2 separate regions of the Mus musculus genome follow, and region 2 is linked to region 1. Evidence: chromatin loops called from intact Hi-C (ENCODE). Cell type or tissue: left cerebral cortex. All regions are shown on one strand.

What was found. Peaks named below come from ENCODE experiments on the same cell type or tissue, not always from the same donor. Only the 100,000 strongest peaks of a DNase experiment are listed, where the experiment ranks them.
Region 2: it touches region 1 in a loop (2.1-fold over the local background); 2 of 42 quality-filtered maps call a loop at or near these places.

The regions. Positions count from the first base shown.
Region 1 is chr2:116,056,822-116,064,821 of GRCm38, reverse strand. It overlaps Meis2 (Meis homeobox 2), which reads left to right. Exons shown (of 12, transcript NM_001159568.1): 1 at 1-20; 2 at 1,402-1,634; 3 at 3,230-3,371; 4 at 4,091-4,141; 5 at 5,258-5,308; 6 at 6,042-6,191. The coding sequence starts at 9. Among named protein-coding and RNA genes, the nearest start is that of Meis2, 4.2 kb to the left of the region's middle. In left cerebral cortex, no CTCF peak of the experiment used is centred here; DNase peaks (open chromatin) are centred at 3,209, 3,793, 4,271, 6,956 and 7 more places; H3K4me3 peaks cover 5,845 bases; H3K27ac peaks cover 4,750 bases.
Region 2 is chr2:115,956,162-115,964,161 of GRCm38, reverse strand. The region is part of intron 8 of Meis2 (Meis homeobox 2); the gene reads left to right. Among named protein-coding and RNA genes, the nearest start is that of Meis2, 100 kb to the left of the region's middle. In left cerebral cortex, CTCF peaks have their summits at 1,850 and 3,548; DNase peaks (open chromatin) are centred at 539, 746, 3,334 and 4,187.

The sequences.
Region 1 (8,000 bases):
GCAGACTGATGGCGCAAAGGGTAGGTTTAAATCTCCAACACTTACCTAGATATAAATCCTCTCCTACAGGGCCCTGCCCCATGCCTTCTCTCCCTTTGAGCTGGCTGCTGCTGGTTGCTTGATGATGATGGCGGCCAGTATTTTAAAAAATAGTAACAAAATTATTCACCGGCTTCTTTCCCCCCTGTGCCTCTGCGTGTGTGAGAGTGTGTGTGCGTGCGTGTGTGCGTGTCTGGCCGCGCGTGTCCCAGCGCTGAGCGAGCGGGCGGGCGGCGAGAGCGTGTGAGTGGTGTGTGTGTGTGTGTGTGTGTGTGTGTGTGTGTGTGTGTGTGTGTGTGTGTGTGTGTACTTGTGTGCAATTGTTACACGCTTTCGCCTCGCTCCAGCTTTTACCCCGGCAGCGTGATTCCCCGGGTTCTCTGCGGGCGGCGAGAGCGTGTGAGTGGTGTGTGTGTGTGTGTGTGTGTGTGTGTGTGTGTGTGTGTGTACTTGTGTGCAATTGTTACACGCTTTCGCCTCGCTCCAGCTTTTACCCCGGCAGCGTGATTCCCCGGGTTCTCCTGCCGCCGCCGCTGCGCCTCTTTCGCCGCTACTCGCGCGGCTCCGGGCGGGCGCGGGCTGCGTAGGAGCCGCCGGCGTGGGGCCGCGCTGCCTAGACTAGCCCCGGCTGCTTGTTTTGTCTCTGAAATTGACAAGGACGCAGGGAATCCGCTGCTAAATAATGTTTCTGGTAACTTTCACGTTATTCCTCCCCACCCTCAGCTCCTAGCCCCCGGGGAGGCACCGACCCTAGTCTTCCCTTGTCCTTGCCGTTCTCGGCCTGATTATTAGCGTTTTTCTTCTCTTTATTTTGTTTCATTTCGCCCTTTGATTTATTGGATCTCCTGGAGGAGGCGAAGGGGGGTAAGGGGTGGGATCCGGGGCTTCCTTCTCTTGCTAACTCCACTTCTCCCTGGGTTGGCTCGCTGGGGTTCTGCAGCCTCCAGCGGGAGCGGGGCCTCCCTGTGCCCCCCCACCCCCCACCCGGCGTCCCCGGCCTCTCCGCCTGATCTGCCTTCCCTGAATGCTGCTCTCGGCTCAGACTTTAATTTTAAAATTTACGACATCCTCTCCCAACTTTCAAATCTGTTTTTTCTCCTGGTTTGGTTTGTAGTGTGTTTAACTTGTGTCCGGTACTTTTCTTTTTTTCTGACTTTGTTTTTATTCTCTCTCTCTCTCTCTCTCTCTCTCTCTCTCTCTCTCTCTCTCTCATCCGTCTTTACACCCCCTATCTCTATTCCATCCCCACTCCTCTGTACCCTCTTTTCTTTGCTCCGGGTTCCTTTGCTTTCCTGCCTCTGCCCCCCTGGGTTCTCTCTTACTCTGTGCCACCGCCCCCTCCTCTTGCCCGGGCTCTGACAGTACGATGAGCTGCCCCATTACGGCGGGATGGACGGAGTAGGGGTTCCCGCTTCCATGTACGGAGACCCTCACGCGCCGCGGCCGATCCCCCCGGTTCACCACCTAAACCACGGGCCGCCGCTCCACGCCACGCAGCACTACGGCGCGCACGCCCCGCACCCCAATGTCATGCCAGCCAGCATGGGATCTGCTGTCAACGACGCCTTGAAAAGAGACAAGGACGCAATCTATGGGTAAACCGACCCCCGGACCCAGCTTACTGTGTGTGAGTGTGTGTGAGTGCGTGTGCTTGTCTCTGGTGGTGATGGTGGTGGTGGAGGTGGTGGTGATTGTGGTGGTGTTAGGGTGGACCAGGGAGGCTAAGTGGGGACTTAATTCTGCATGAGGAGACAGACTGCTTGCAGTAGAGAAAGACAAGGGAGAGAGCCTGATCTTGAGTCAAAGACCAGAAAAATAGAACCTTCTCTGCTCCCTTGGTTCGGCCTCTCCAGACCCCACGGTCCAATGTAAGAACTGAGTCTTTAAATCTTGCCGGCCGGGCCTTCTCCCCAAGGACACGAATCCTGGCCAAAAGGCACAGGGCTGGTTGTCTCGGGCTGCCTAACACAGGCCTTGATTAAGAGGAAAGTTTTCTGCAGCCGAGAAAAAACTTCCAGTTGCCCTTTCTTTCTTCTTTTCTCTCACTCTTTCTTCTTTCCTTTCTTTCTTTCTTTCTTTCTTTTTCTCCCTCCCCTCCCCTTTCTGCTTCCTACTGAGGGCCTGGGAGTCACTAAACGCAGCTTGAGCTGGAATCAGGGCAGCTTCTGTCGGCCAGGAAGTCCTAATCACTCACTTCTTAATTCTCTGTAAATAAAGGGGGCAGACCTTGAAGTGCAGCGGGGTGGAAGAGACTGCCGCTTACACACACAGCCGTTCTTGGGAGTCAGGGAAATGGCTGGAAATTATTTTATATTCGGAGAGATTAGGGAGGGGTGGGCAAGCACGGTCCAAGCGAGTACTAGCCCGGCTCTTCCGGCTGAGGGTAGGTGGGGAAGGCGGCGGGATGCCGAGGGGAGGGGACAGTGGGTAAACAGCAACTGAGCCTAAAGCCTGAGGCCTCAAGCATCCCGAGGTGTAGCTAAGCCGCCCGGAGGAACACAAAGGGCGTACGCGCCCGGCACTCACACTTCTAAGTTTTGAAACGCGGTTTATTTATTCTTGTGAGCTGCAACGCTGAGAGAAATGTGGTCTTTCGATGGAAGCTCTTTCTTGTTTAACATTCTTATTATTTTGGCCCTACTACCGGAGCTTTACTGGAAGCAGAACAAACAAGTTTATAAAGCAAAGGGTGGAGAGATGAGACCTTCTTAAAATCGTGAAAAGTCTCTCTCGTGTGGATGTTGGTGAAGCCCTCCGCCGGGTCTGAACCGCCCGTTAGATCAATTCAGAATGGGAGTGGGGGGCGGGAGGGCACCAAATAGCGCTCCCTGCCCTGGTTTGTGTGGCAGGCGTCTCTGGAGTGGGGTCTGGATCTACTCCGAGCTCTAAATTGCCTGGCCTTCTTGCGTATTTCATTACTTCCCAACTGAGTATATGTTTACTTGGCGGGCTAAAGTGGCCGGGGGCTTCTCCGAACTGATCTGAAAAGACCTGTGAACCCAGGGAAAAGGCCAGGCTGTTTCCTTTCTGTTTGTGGCCCAGGCTCGGCTGATTGAGGGTGTAGTGTGTTGCGTGCCTGTTGTATTAAAGAAGGAATGCAAACCCTCCAAACTTGTTGATTACAGTTCTTGCTCCTTCCCCTCTGCACCCCATCTCCGTGCGTGTGTCTCTGCGTGGCGCTGCCCGTTAGGCACCCGTTGTTTCCTCTGTTAGCTCTGGTTTTTGAGAAGTGCGAGCTGGCGACCTGCACTCCCCGGGAACCCGGAGTGGCCGGCGGAGACGTCTGTTCCTCTGACTCCTTCAACGAGGACATCGCGGTCTTCGCCAAGCAGGTCCAACCTTCTTGACCCGCTCACCCCCCACCCCACAGAAGCCCTCCACTCCCCCACCCCCTTCCTCCGAGTTTGACTTGAAAGAGGAGGAAAAGGCAAGACACCCGATCTGTTTCTCTGGCCCACTCGGCACTCTGCGCCTCCTCCCCACCCCTCAGCCTGGAGGCGAATTGGAAAGGGAGATAAATATGGGTGTTTGTTTTTCCCCCCAGCCAGGAATACAGGGGCTCGACCCTCGAATTAAAGTTGACCTGCTCCTAATCTGGGGCTTGGCCTTTTCCCCGCCTGCAGCTACTTGAACAAGAATTGGGGAGAGGGGCTGGGAGGGACCTGGGAGTGCCCGGGAGCAAAGGAAACAAGGCGCCTGGCAGTGAGGTCTGCACAGGCACCGAGGTGCTGGAGATGGGGGGACCCAGCCTCTGACCCGGCTGCAGAAGCGGGTACTGAGGATCTACGAGCCGCCTTGCCTACCCTGCTACAACTGAAGTAGAGTATGGCTCTCCCCACCAGATCAGGACCTGAAGGCCCTGCTGTTTCTCCAGCGACCCAACTCACTTAAGACACCAATCTGTTTCTTGAATTTTACCAAAGCCCCTGTCCTCTCTTCTGCCCCTGCCCTTCCAGAGAACCGGGTCCCACAACCCAGAGTAGTGGCCGATAGGGTTTTTCTGTTTTTAAATGGGCTGAAGATTCATTCTGACTTTCCCTGCTTCCTATAGGTTCGCGCCGAAAAGCCTCTTTTTTCCTCAAACCCAGAGCTGGATAATTTGGTAAGGCTCAATGTTTCTTGCTTGTCTCCAGCCTCGGGGCCCCGTCCCAAACTCAGAGTCACCCACTTGCTCCTGGAGCTCCATGGAGTTTCGGCAGAGCCCTCCTAGGAAAACACAGGGGAAGAGACTTATTTAGAGCCCCTACGTGGAAGGCGAGCCAGGGGCGGTATGGGCCTTAGGGGCTAAGAAGCCCACCGAGGCAGCCGCAGGCGCCGCGGCGCAGAGCCGAGTAGGGATGCTTCCCAGGTCTTGGCCTCGAGAGTAAGCGGCAAGAAGGGAGTGATTTCCTCTACAGGCCGGGGGAGGCATTGGAGCCCCAGGCCGCTGCCCTGAAGGAAGTAACTGCTCCGGCAGTGGCAGCGAAAGGCGGGCTAGGACTGGGTTGGGGGTGAGGGGCTATCCTGCGCAGGCCACTTTTAGGTGCAATTCTTTTGCTAATTTGCAGGATTTCAATATTAAAAGTACTTAAATCCCCTTTCAAAGGCCCAGCCTCTCCATTCATCTGGAGTATTTCCTTCTTCTGAGAGGAGGTTTGCTCTGAGTCTGCAGTTCTAAAAAGGCTTTTCTGTCCAAAGAAATAGCTCTCTTCTCTTCTCTTCTCTTCTCTTCTCTTCTCTTCTCTTCTCTTCTCTTCTCTTCTCTTCTCTTCTCTTCTCTTCTCTTCTCTCTTATTTTTCTTCTATTATCTCTCCTTCCTCCTCCTTCCCCTCCTCCTCCCCCCTCCTCCTCCTCCTCCAATTTGACCTGAGGTGGAGGGTAGGAGGAGACTGTAAAAGAGGAATGGGGTGGAGTAAGACCTGGTGGGAGAATGCAAGCTGTACCAACACCACACTGTGAGGACTGGGTGGGGTGGGGGTGGGGTGGGGGAATTCATACTAAGGCTGCCTGTATACTAATTCCCACTACTGTAGCCAATGAGGCAGAGATGATCAGTAATAATTTGGTTTTCTTATTTCTTGGTGTGTGAATTTTGCCCGGCCACCTGCTGGTTTCTTCTTTCTTTGCCCAATTTCCTCAGCACACTGACCTTCACACACACACACACACACACACACACACACACACAACTTGCATGTGTTAGAACCCTAACTCTATCCTATTAAATTTCCCTTTCAGATGATACAAGCAATTCAAGTACTAAGGTTTCATCTTCTGGAGTTAGAAAAGGTAAGCAGGAAACAACAGTCCGAATTTTGATTCTCTCAACCAGATGATTGGAGATGCTACAAGCCTCCAGACTGAGGGATTACACATCTGGAGATGTTGATCACGTTTTTATTTCCCTCCTTTATAGACTTCTTAACCCAGGGGCTCAGAGGATATGGGAATCAGGGCAGCTCTGACTTTTAAAGCCCCCACCCCCAGGCGCTCAGGATTATTTGAAGTACAGCAAGAGCCATTTGTGTTGCTGGACACAATGTCTACTTGTGTCTCTATTAGCTTAGCTTATCGTGGACCCAGTGCTCTTGCTAGGTGCAAGCAGAGAGAAGAGTCCTCTCTGGGGTGTCTTTGCCTTGATACATAGATCAATCATTTCCCCAGGAAACATACACAACAGAATCACAAATGTCCCTAATTCTAGTGTTTAAATGCTTCTGAGTTACCAAATCACACTTTCATCTCTGCTTCCCCAGTCTGAACTCAGTTACTTCCAGTTCAGTTTCTTTCTTTCTTGTAACTTGTTGCTCTGGGGAGTCTCTGGAGGATAATATCTATTGCCACAATTGCCCTATTGTTTCCTTGCCTTCAACTCTTACACCCCTTAATTAGAGTTATTTTGGAAGACATCACATTGTTGCTCTCTACAAATGTAACCTTGCAACCTGATATTCTTCCCCTTTAAAAAATGAAACCTATAAAGACAACCTGAGCTGAGCCCTCGCCATGACCCTCCTCCTAGGTCCACGAACTATGTGATAACTTCTGCCACCGGTACATTAGCTGTTTGAAGGGAAAAATGCCCATTGACCTCGTGATTGATGAGAGAGATGGAAGCTCCAAGTCAGATCATGAAGAACTTTCAGGCTCCTCCACAAATCTCGCCGACCACGTAAGTCTGCAGAGCCCGTGGAGTTCTCTGAAGGCCACTGGGCAAAGCATTTTTTTTTAAATCGTTTAGTTGCTTTTGGAGTTATCTCTCCCTTTCTCACTATAAGTGTCATGGCCTTTCTTTTGATTTCCCCTTTCTTGGACCCTGTTCTTATTTATGGTGAGAGTCTAAGAACCAGGGAGTTGATAGAATAATTTGTGCTCTTCATGTGTGAAGTTGCCTGAACCTGGTGGCTTGGGAGTTAGTAAATTCTCTTTTGGCATGACGGTCTCAGTCTTTTCTGGGTTCTTTCTGTGTGTAATCAAGGCATAGCAAGAGGTAGCAAGAGACAAGACAGTTATCTGGAAAGGAAGGAATGGAGAGAGAGAGAGAGAGAGAGAGAGAGAGAGAGAGAGAGAGAAGCAACTGAGAAAAGGGGGTGCCTATTTCTTTCCTAGAGAAGACAACCCTGAGAATTCCTGGCAATTTTGTCTTGCATTGACAATAAAAGGAGTGAATGAACACATTACAAGTCTCAGGACTTTTTGCTCATAGAAACTTATTGTCAGAATATGGTCTTATTGCCAAGTGCCTGAAGCATCTCTATAATAAAAGACAGCAACCTTGATGAACCAATTTTTTACACTGTATTACAAGAGCTGAAGGGAATGAAGGCTGAGTTACCGTAGGTTAGTGTTTGAGCTTTAACACTTTAACAGTTGGTGGCTGAGGATGGAGAGTGTGGAAGATACCCGTGGATGTCAAGCCAGGAAAGGAGATTTCTATTCTCTGTTCTTATTCTTATTTTGGAACTGATCTACTGAATCTGATGGGGTGGAGGGAAGCATATGTAGTGATACTCGAAATCTGTAGAAGAAGCAAAGAGAAGAAAGATTGCAGCTGGCAGGGATGAAGGGGAAGGCAAGGGTGCTGAGGTTAAAGAGTGGGTGTGAATAGCACTGTATTTTGGGGAACTCAAGCCGGGAAGTGGGGGACAGGGTATCTATGCATTCATTTGAACTCACAACCTAAACGACATAGGCCAGTGTCTGGGTAATTTCATGGCTTAAATATTAATTTAACACCCCAATAGAAGTTAAACAGGCATTGAGGTTTGAAGGCAGTTTGCATTACCCTCCCTCAAATTCCTGGGTCTGAAGAGGAATGAAATGCGCTACCTGAGGAATAATAGCTTTTCTGTGAGTTCTCTTTTTCCTCTACTAAAAGTTTTGAAAAGAAGCAGCCATTGATTTTAAAGACTAACCTTTGTACTACACAAGATAGCAGCCTAAAAGTTCAAGATAGTGAAAGAAAGATAGGATGCCCAGTCCTGTAATGAAATGAATGGGCTGCTCAAAGCCCCTCTACCCGTCCTGATCCTTACCTGTTTCCAAAGCAATGGAGGAAATGGTCTCCGAGCAGCCTTGTACCTTGTATGTATTAAGTGAATTCAAAAAGGTGTGGTAGCTATTGGCATTTTCTTTGCTTCTCTGTGTCTCAACAGTGTGTGCCCTTGTGGTCCAAGTGACATGTTAGCTTCATAAGTATTGCTTTATTTTTGTCCTTTACTTATTCCCCTCGCTGTCTGTTTCTGAGCTGTATGCATTTGCACTGTGGGAGTGGAGATGAAGAGGGTTGGATTTACATAGTTTGCAGCACGAGGGGTCCCTAGTTCTTCCTACTTCGGAAGCTTATCTGGTGTTATTTTGTGTGGTCGTGACTACTTGGTTTTCGACAACAGTTTCTTGACAATGCTTTTTCTGGTGGATGTATGGAGTCAGGTTGTGCTGATGTTTACGTAGAAGAAATAAGATACTCCAGTCGGTTTAG
Region 2 (8,000 bases), 100 kb after region 1:
GGGCACCGCTGCACTTCGGCATGTGTTTAGAGACATGATTCAGTACATATTCTGTATGTTTACTACATGATCCAGTACATGTTCTGTACCATGCATCACACATGGGTCCTCATAACTTTCTAACTCCAGGATTTCCTAACTCTCTTACTCCAGGATCTCCCGTCCTTCCTGACCCAGAGTTAGCAAAATGCCACACACACACACACACACACACACACACCCCTTTTTTTCCTTCCTGACAAAAAGTAGAGGTGCTTTTCAGCTTAAAGGCCCACAATAAAATTTAATCCAGAATGCCCCCTGAGCTTCTCCGGGTACTATGTTTATTTGCTTTCTTCTGTTTTAAAGGAGCTGGTAGCTGACTTTCATTCTTAGCCTTAATCAGATTCTCTGATTAAGAATTCTTCAAACACACCACAAAGTAAGCAGTCTTCCCTCTCACATCTGGCAGTTTTCACAGAAAGAGCAACATGCTCAAGGCAGAGCTCAAAATAGAACCTATATTTTCAACGTTTGAATCCCTGAGCTATCTCTGTGCAGAGCCTCTCACTCTCAACTTTCCAGCCGTGGTGGGTATTCACCCTCCCAGCCCTCGAGCCTTCCCATCTAGACTCACAGCTCTGTTTGGCTGTCTGGTTTTGGAAAGGTCAGGGGAGGAGAAAGACATCTCTGACAGTGAATAGAATAGCCACAGGAGGCCAATGCAAAGATGCAACCTCAGAATGATTTGATGCACATTATTCTTAGCGGCCAAGACAATGGAGAAGAAAACAGGCAGATAAAGATCTTGGTCTAAGTCTAAGTAAGACCAGTCTGCCCTCCGTGGCCAAGGGAGAGATGGAAGGAAGCACAGGAGAGTCAGGCCACCTGCCAGGGAGCCCTTCGTTCACTCCGGCATCAATACATCTTACCAACTTGTGGAAGTTAAGGACATGCGACTTGATCAAGTAGTAAGAAGGAAATGCATTTGCTTTTCGGAGAAAATCTTGTTAAAGATTTGTGTTTCCTTCGGCACATCCTGACTTTGTTCTGGAGAAACTCACAATTAGGCTCAAGGCTCCATATTGACAAGCAGGAGACAGGATAAGAGAATCCAATCTGCAGCAAAGACTCATTTACATTATTAGTTATCGTAAGGGCAGATAAAAAAGGGTGCAGGGAGCTAGGTCTTTAGTATCTCTGTATGTTGTCACCAAGAGACATTGGCCTCCTAGCTGATGACTGCTCTGCATTCTTCACTGTGGACACCCAGAGCTGATGAAAAGAATCGAGATGCTTGTCAACAGAACGGAAAGCTGGACTCCATCAAAACAATGTTAGTCTCTGAGACTAATGACTTTTGCAGCCATTTGTTTTAGTTTGGAACTGAATGAGAAAATTGTTCTAGATAACAGTGACTTGGTCTTGTTTCCTAAGCATCTATTGGAAAAAGAGAAGTAGAAGTATTAATCAGTACTTTAAACACATAGCGCGCACACACACACACACACACACACACACACACACACACACAGTCAAGTTCATGCATATATACACACAGACACATATACATGTATACACATATACACACACTCAAACACACACAAAGACCTAAATACAATCACACATACTTAAACAGATCAGATTAGAAACAGTGATTAACCAGGCCAGAGATCTAACTCCAGCCTGCCTAGCAAAACTATTAACAAACAGAATCATGCAAAATAAGAAAAATTCATATTTTATTGTTCATATGTCACAACAATAATATGTTTGATAAAATGTGACATTCCTAAATGTGCCTGCCTCCATTTTTGTTGTTGTTATTTTTTTTAAGAGCTGTACATTGAGCTGATGAACAGCCTCTAGGGGCAGGATAGGATCATGCTTATTTCCCATTCAGCTTGTGAAGGGGAAGAAAATTAATGAAAGAAAATAGCATAATAGCTTTGCAAATCGAGTAAAAGGCTTAACAGAGATCAAGGATCAATTAATTTAAAAATCTTGATTACTAAATATTTTCCGTGAAGAACAGATGAATTCTTCACTTGAAAAGTCTCAGAAATCTGCAAGTAAGAACTGTCAATAAAGACAAAAGAAGTTTAAGGGGCAAAAGCCACACGGGAAAAAAAGTTTAAAAAAAAATAGGTGATTGTCTAAAATTCTTTTGTTAGACAGTCTAAAATGATGAGCAATTAAAAATAAGAGCAGAAACATGGTGGTCTGTGTGGAGGACCATATGAAAATGGTTACTGTGCAGGCCAAATTATCGATAGGCTTTCCATAAACCAGCAGGTAATTTATAGATACTGCGGTATCGACGATTTCCCTGTGGCTGCATTTGGAGTGGAGAACAGAGGCGGTCACTGCATCGTCGGAGGGCAATGAAATGTCTGTAAGTTGTGATCTGCCGGCATGTAATAACTCGATCTGCTTCATGCAGACAAAATATATTAAAAGTATGGACGAGTGAAGTTTGTGCCCCAGGGAAAAGGCGAGATAATGCATTGAAATTGTTCAGAGGTAGTTAGATGCCTAATGGTCTAATATGTGAGCTATGTGAGGTCTGAGGTCTGGTTCTCATAAATTCTGGCTAGACTGATCCTGTAATTTCAAGCAAAGGATAAAAGCGTTAGTCAGAATCATCAGTGTTCAAGGTCCATGCTGCTGGATATTATTCATGGAAAGATGTTAAAAAGAAGATACACACTTTAAAAGGAATGCCGCAGAGTGTAATTGATGGTCTTGCATATATGCATGTTTGTGTTTGAAAATCACACACCTCCATGCGCAGAATGAGCTGTTTAATGAAATAAATTAGCTTGAAATTGACATAAACCTTCACCGCTTTGCCACTACAGGATAGATTTCTGATAAAATAATGTACTGCTTCAAAAACCACGTAGGATCTAATTATTTCAACTTCAAACTGACATATCTGTGTTAAAAATTGGAGTTAAAAAATGTTTGTAATAAAAATTTACCATTGCACATGGAATAATTTAAAACCAATTTGGATGGATTCAGGAGTGATTAGAGGAAAAAGGTCCCAAGACATTTGGTAGCCTTATAAATGATTTCACAAACCATGTGAAGATTAGCCAACCAATTACACTGGCGGAAGGTGGCATCCTCAGATTAGAAAAGCAAGTCTCTTACACATCAACGAGACTTTTGGAACTGAGTAGACGGTGGTTCTGAAGAGCCGCACTAAGACTCTCCTTTATGCAATTTATTTCATCACGATGGCAGAAGTTTTGAGGTTTTCATTTGCAGTTTTTTTTTTCTTTTTATAACCAGCTCACTTGTGTTTGAGTCTGCAGTATATTTATACAGTCTTTCCTGCCAGAATCTTTGACAGTATTTTTAAATGCTTTCCCTCGCTGCCTAGGTTATAGTCAAGCACCACGCTCTTAGGTTCCCCCAACTATACCACCCACACATGCATCGTGAATAGAGATGTGCATAGGTTTTCTCCTTCTTCTTGTGTAAAACAAAGTGTTCAATCTAAAATTACTCTGTTGGGACACTGAAAAATTATCTCTACCCATCACGCACCTTGTGGAAGAAACTGGTAAGCACTTGCATTTATCCCTGGTGACAAGGCTATCAGTCTAAACAGTTGTTCCAAAAGGCCCACAGTCACACACACAGAGGTGTAATTTACATTGTCTTTATTAGTATTTTACTTCGAAGCTTTTCAGTGGATTTTACTGTGATCTTAACAGAGATTCCTTCTGAACTCACCTGGAAGTATTTGAAGGTTCTGTTTCCAGTTGATTGTACAAGCTTGACTTTTAAGATGGCTGAAATACTTGACCCTAAGGGCTGGCCTCTTGGAGCCCTTCTCTTCTAATGCTTATAAGAAAGACATTAGTACATAGGAGGTGATGCTCCTCATGCATGAAACAAAGACAACTTGAAGCTTAGGGCTACTGCTGAAATCCTCAAATCTCACTTCTCTGCTTATATGTATCTAACCTTTTGTTCAGAACAAACAGAGCATGCACTCACCCACACACTACTCCTGTTGAGGAAATATACTGGCAAATCTTCCTCTGCGGAGTAGATCAAAAAGGAAGGTCATAAAGAATCACACTATACTTCCATGTTGGTGTCCCAAGAGACCTTGCGAGTGAACAAGTGTTCATGGGAGTCAGAGGACAGCTTGAGGGAGTCCTTTCGCTCTGTCCACCATGTGAGAAATTGAGTCCCAGCCTGTTGGTTCAGACTTGGTGACAATCACCTTTACCCACTGAGCCATCTTGTTGGTCTAGCACACTGTTTTTAAGTGAAAGTATGTGAGTTATTTAAAGGCTTGGATCCTAGACAATAAAATTTGCCTCATTTAAATAATTGTAAAATAGAGAAAGATTCCAGAATTGAACTCTCCCAAGGCTTTCTCTACTTAGTAATAAGAGAACCCTAGCAACATGGTACTCTGGTGACATTAGTGGTGTGTCTTGGATTTTTCTGGTGACCTTCTGCTGAACATTTCTGGTGACAAGATGACTCTATGACAGTCCTCCACTACAGATGCTTTGTAAGGCTCAGTAGGGCAGTTGGTTTTCAACCTTGGATCAATTGCTTTGTCTGTTAAGACAACTCATAGCTTTAGCAGGAAGGGTAAAGGGATTGGAAATTCAGAATTAGTTTACATTTTCTATCCAAAGTTAGGTAATATGATTACCTTTTGATTATTCCAATTGTAAACATCTCAAGGCTAAAACTCTGAGCCTGTGCTAGAAAGCATGAGCAAGTCCCCTCCCACCTCCCCTCTCCCTCCCCTCCCTCCTGTGCCAAATCTTTTCCAGATTGTTTGTAAAATGAAATTATCTAATTTCACGAGTATTTGTTCTGAGAAAGTATTACAATCTCTGGTTTAAACAAAAAAAAAAAAGTATCCAGAGACAGTTTCAAGGCCTCATATCTTCAAGCAAGGTCTGCCCGGTCCATGAAATATTAACCTGGATTCAATGGGAACAAGAACTTTCTGGGCCAAACATCCCAGAGTCTATGTGTAAAATAGCCAGAAAATGGACACTTTGAGCTGCAGCTTAAGGGTCATGACTAAGGCCAACCAGTTGAATTCTCAGATTACTTTGTTCCAAACTTCTATAGGTCAACCTATAAAACATTGTGATTGAACAAAACACAGAAGAAAAAAACAGTTTGAGAGGCCTTTAGCAAGCAGTATATGCTGATAATTGTCTTAATTGGTTATTTTTGTTCATGAATTTATACCCCCCAAATCAAACTGTACCAGGAATTTATTGAGGACATGTTAATATCCACCGAGGCACTGTTTCAAAATGTACATCTGCTTGCTTAATTATAATATTTCGGAACTTGTAACTCCTGCCACTATTAAATTTCGTTTTTTTTTTTAAAAGAAGACTTTAAGAATCAGTGCTGAATTATTAATTTGAACATTATGAACTTTGCGTGTTCTAAGTATAGAGGAAGAAATGCTGAGCTAATTAGACTAATTAATCTAGTTGATTACAGTATATTTATTCGAGGAGAGTTAGTCGAGCAGACCCAAAAGTTTCAACACTCTTCACACACTCTTCACTAAAGCTGTAAGTGCAGCACATGAGTGAGCTGGGGCAGAAAAAAAAGCTATTGGATTCAAGATCAATACTTCAGTATGTGTTTTCATCACTGGATAAAGAATAAAGTTTGATAGGTTTAAGCATTTGCATTTGTGCCTGCATTATGTCTCCAACACCCACAAAGTGTACTAGCCCACAGCATGTAAAAATTTTTACATGGCAAAAACAAGCCCTGTCTGGAGCAGTTTATGTTCATTTTCTTCAGAATGTTTCTCCCACTGCCTTGTTTAAATGGTGCAAACTATGGCATGGCATGCAAGAAATAAGCTCTCTGCTAAATGCCCTGCTTACAAGAATGTAAGTAAAGTCAGAGTTCACAAAATGGCGTCTTTCTTGCTTTATGGCAAAACCCACATTGAATATGTTTAATTTAAATGTAGTCACTGGCTCTATCCCAGGATAACAGAATAAGATGTGGAATATGCCCAAACCAAACTTCTAAAAGTTTGTGTTAAATTAAAGGGTATTCCTTTGCATTTGCCCTAAAAATAAGAATAAAAAATCTTGGTGATTTTGTTGCAGACCTAATAGAAGTTATCTCTGTATAGAGCACTCCATGTAGGGGAATGGTACAGCTTTCTACTTTAGCCTGATGCTTGGTAAACAAATCCCCTGAGCAGGAAGTATGGCTAATGTTGTTCTCACAAAGTGCCTAATGCGGTGTTGACATTCTCAGATGTTAAGTACCATATTTTAATATGAAGGGAAAGTGCCATGCTTTCATGAGGTGGAGATGGAGAACGGTATTACATGCCACCAGTTCACAGAAAAGAGAGAGGCACTGAATTCACATTCCTGTACTCCTCCCTGCAGAACTCCAGGCCGGCTGTCTTGTGTTTAGCACATGTTACATTTACATTTCCTGGATTGTCAGGGCATGCATCTTTTCTAAAGAGCAGAGCTCATCCAAAAGTTTTCCATGTGGGCCTGTTGTTTTCTGGAAAGTGCCTTCCCTCTCACATTATTTTACTAAGACCATTAATTTTTGGGTTCCTTTTAGAAATCTATAATACATTTAAAACATCCAAATCATATATTTCAAATGAATGCCTTGAATGGTACTTAGTTATGTATAAGAACACTGGCAAACCAGACTTACTAACTGTTTACATAAGCTCAATATTACCACAGGGCTTCTGATATCTTTCCTTTTCTGATTTGTTCTTCAGATAGGAAAGAAATAAGCCAAAACAATAATGATCTCTTAAAAATCTAGGCAAATAACAGATATTGTGCACAGCTCAGACACTGAAAATTATTTATCTACTGTGATTAATTATTTCTATACCAGCTCTATTGGCTAATTTGCTGTTTGGCAAAATTAAATTTTGTACCAGCAATTTCACAAAGTGTAGATGTGTTTATTCACTTACCTGGCAGGTTTAAATTTTAATTCAAATGTTATTTCAGTGGGAGTGTCTGAAAAATGAAATTGTCCCATTTTCAAGGAGTCTGTAGCCTCCCGCAGGGCACTAGCAAGTAAACCAACCTACTATTCTCTAGCAGATTTGCAATGGGACATTCAGGAAGTCCCTGGCGGCCACTGAACAAACATCACTAAACCACCAGCTGAACAGTATTGTGACTATGGCCTCCAACAATGAGGTCAGTGGAGATAGCAGCACACAGAGTGGAGAGTTCCATCAATCTAGTTAGGCCCATGGTGACTTCATTTCTACTTGGAAGAATTCAAGAAGAGTTTCTATGACTTAGGACAAGTAAGGAAACACTGGGCAGCTATGCTCCAGCCCTCAGCATGGTACAATCAGGGTTGACTCTGGATGGAAGGTCAGGGGAGCTGTGAGGAAATTGATACTGAATAAACGGTCCAGAACTTAAATCCAGCATGCCAGGTCTCTTTTGATTGGACTTTCTAAATACCAACATGAATGAGTTTGTAAATGCAGGCAGTACATTTGCCTGTATGGGACAAAGTAGATGACTATAACAGTGTTGGCCCATGATATACTGGAGTGGAAGTTAAATGGTAACTGGTGAGGCCTATTTCCTTCTGTCCCCATGGGTCTCTAATTGGTCCTGACACATGTCAGGTACTGATTTTCCTTCATGCTGGTTTGTTTAACTCTCAGTTCACAGAATTCTAAGTGTTCAGTGATCATTAAGGAGTACATAACTGGAGGAAGTATCAGGCATGAAAGATAACAAGAAATTTGGTGGTAGCTTAAAATTTGAAAGGAAAGGGATTAATTAAAGATGTCTTTATAGTAACCATATATATAGTAACTCTGATTCTAAAGTCTATAAAACGGAACTTCAGTTGTGTTTGCTGCTATTGTTATTTAACTGCTGCTCTTTTTATTTTTTAATCTTTGTAATCTTTCAGCTGTGTATTGCTTCAGTGTCTTGTTCCCTGACGGGATAAGGTTATCTAGTCATTAATAATTT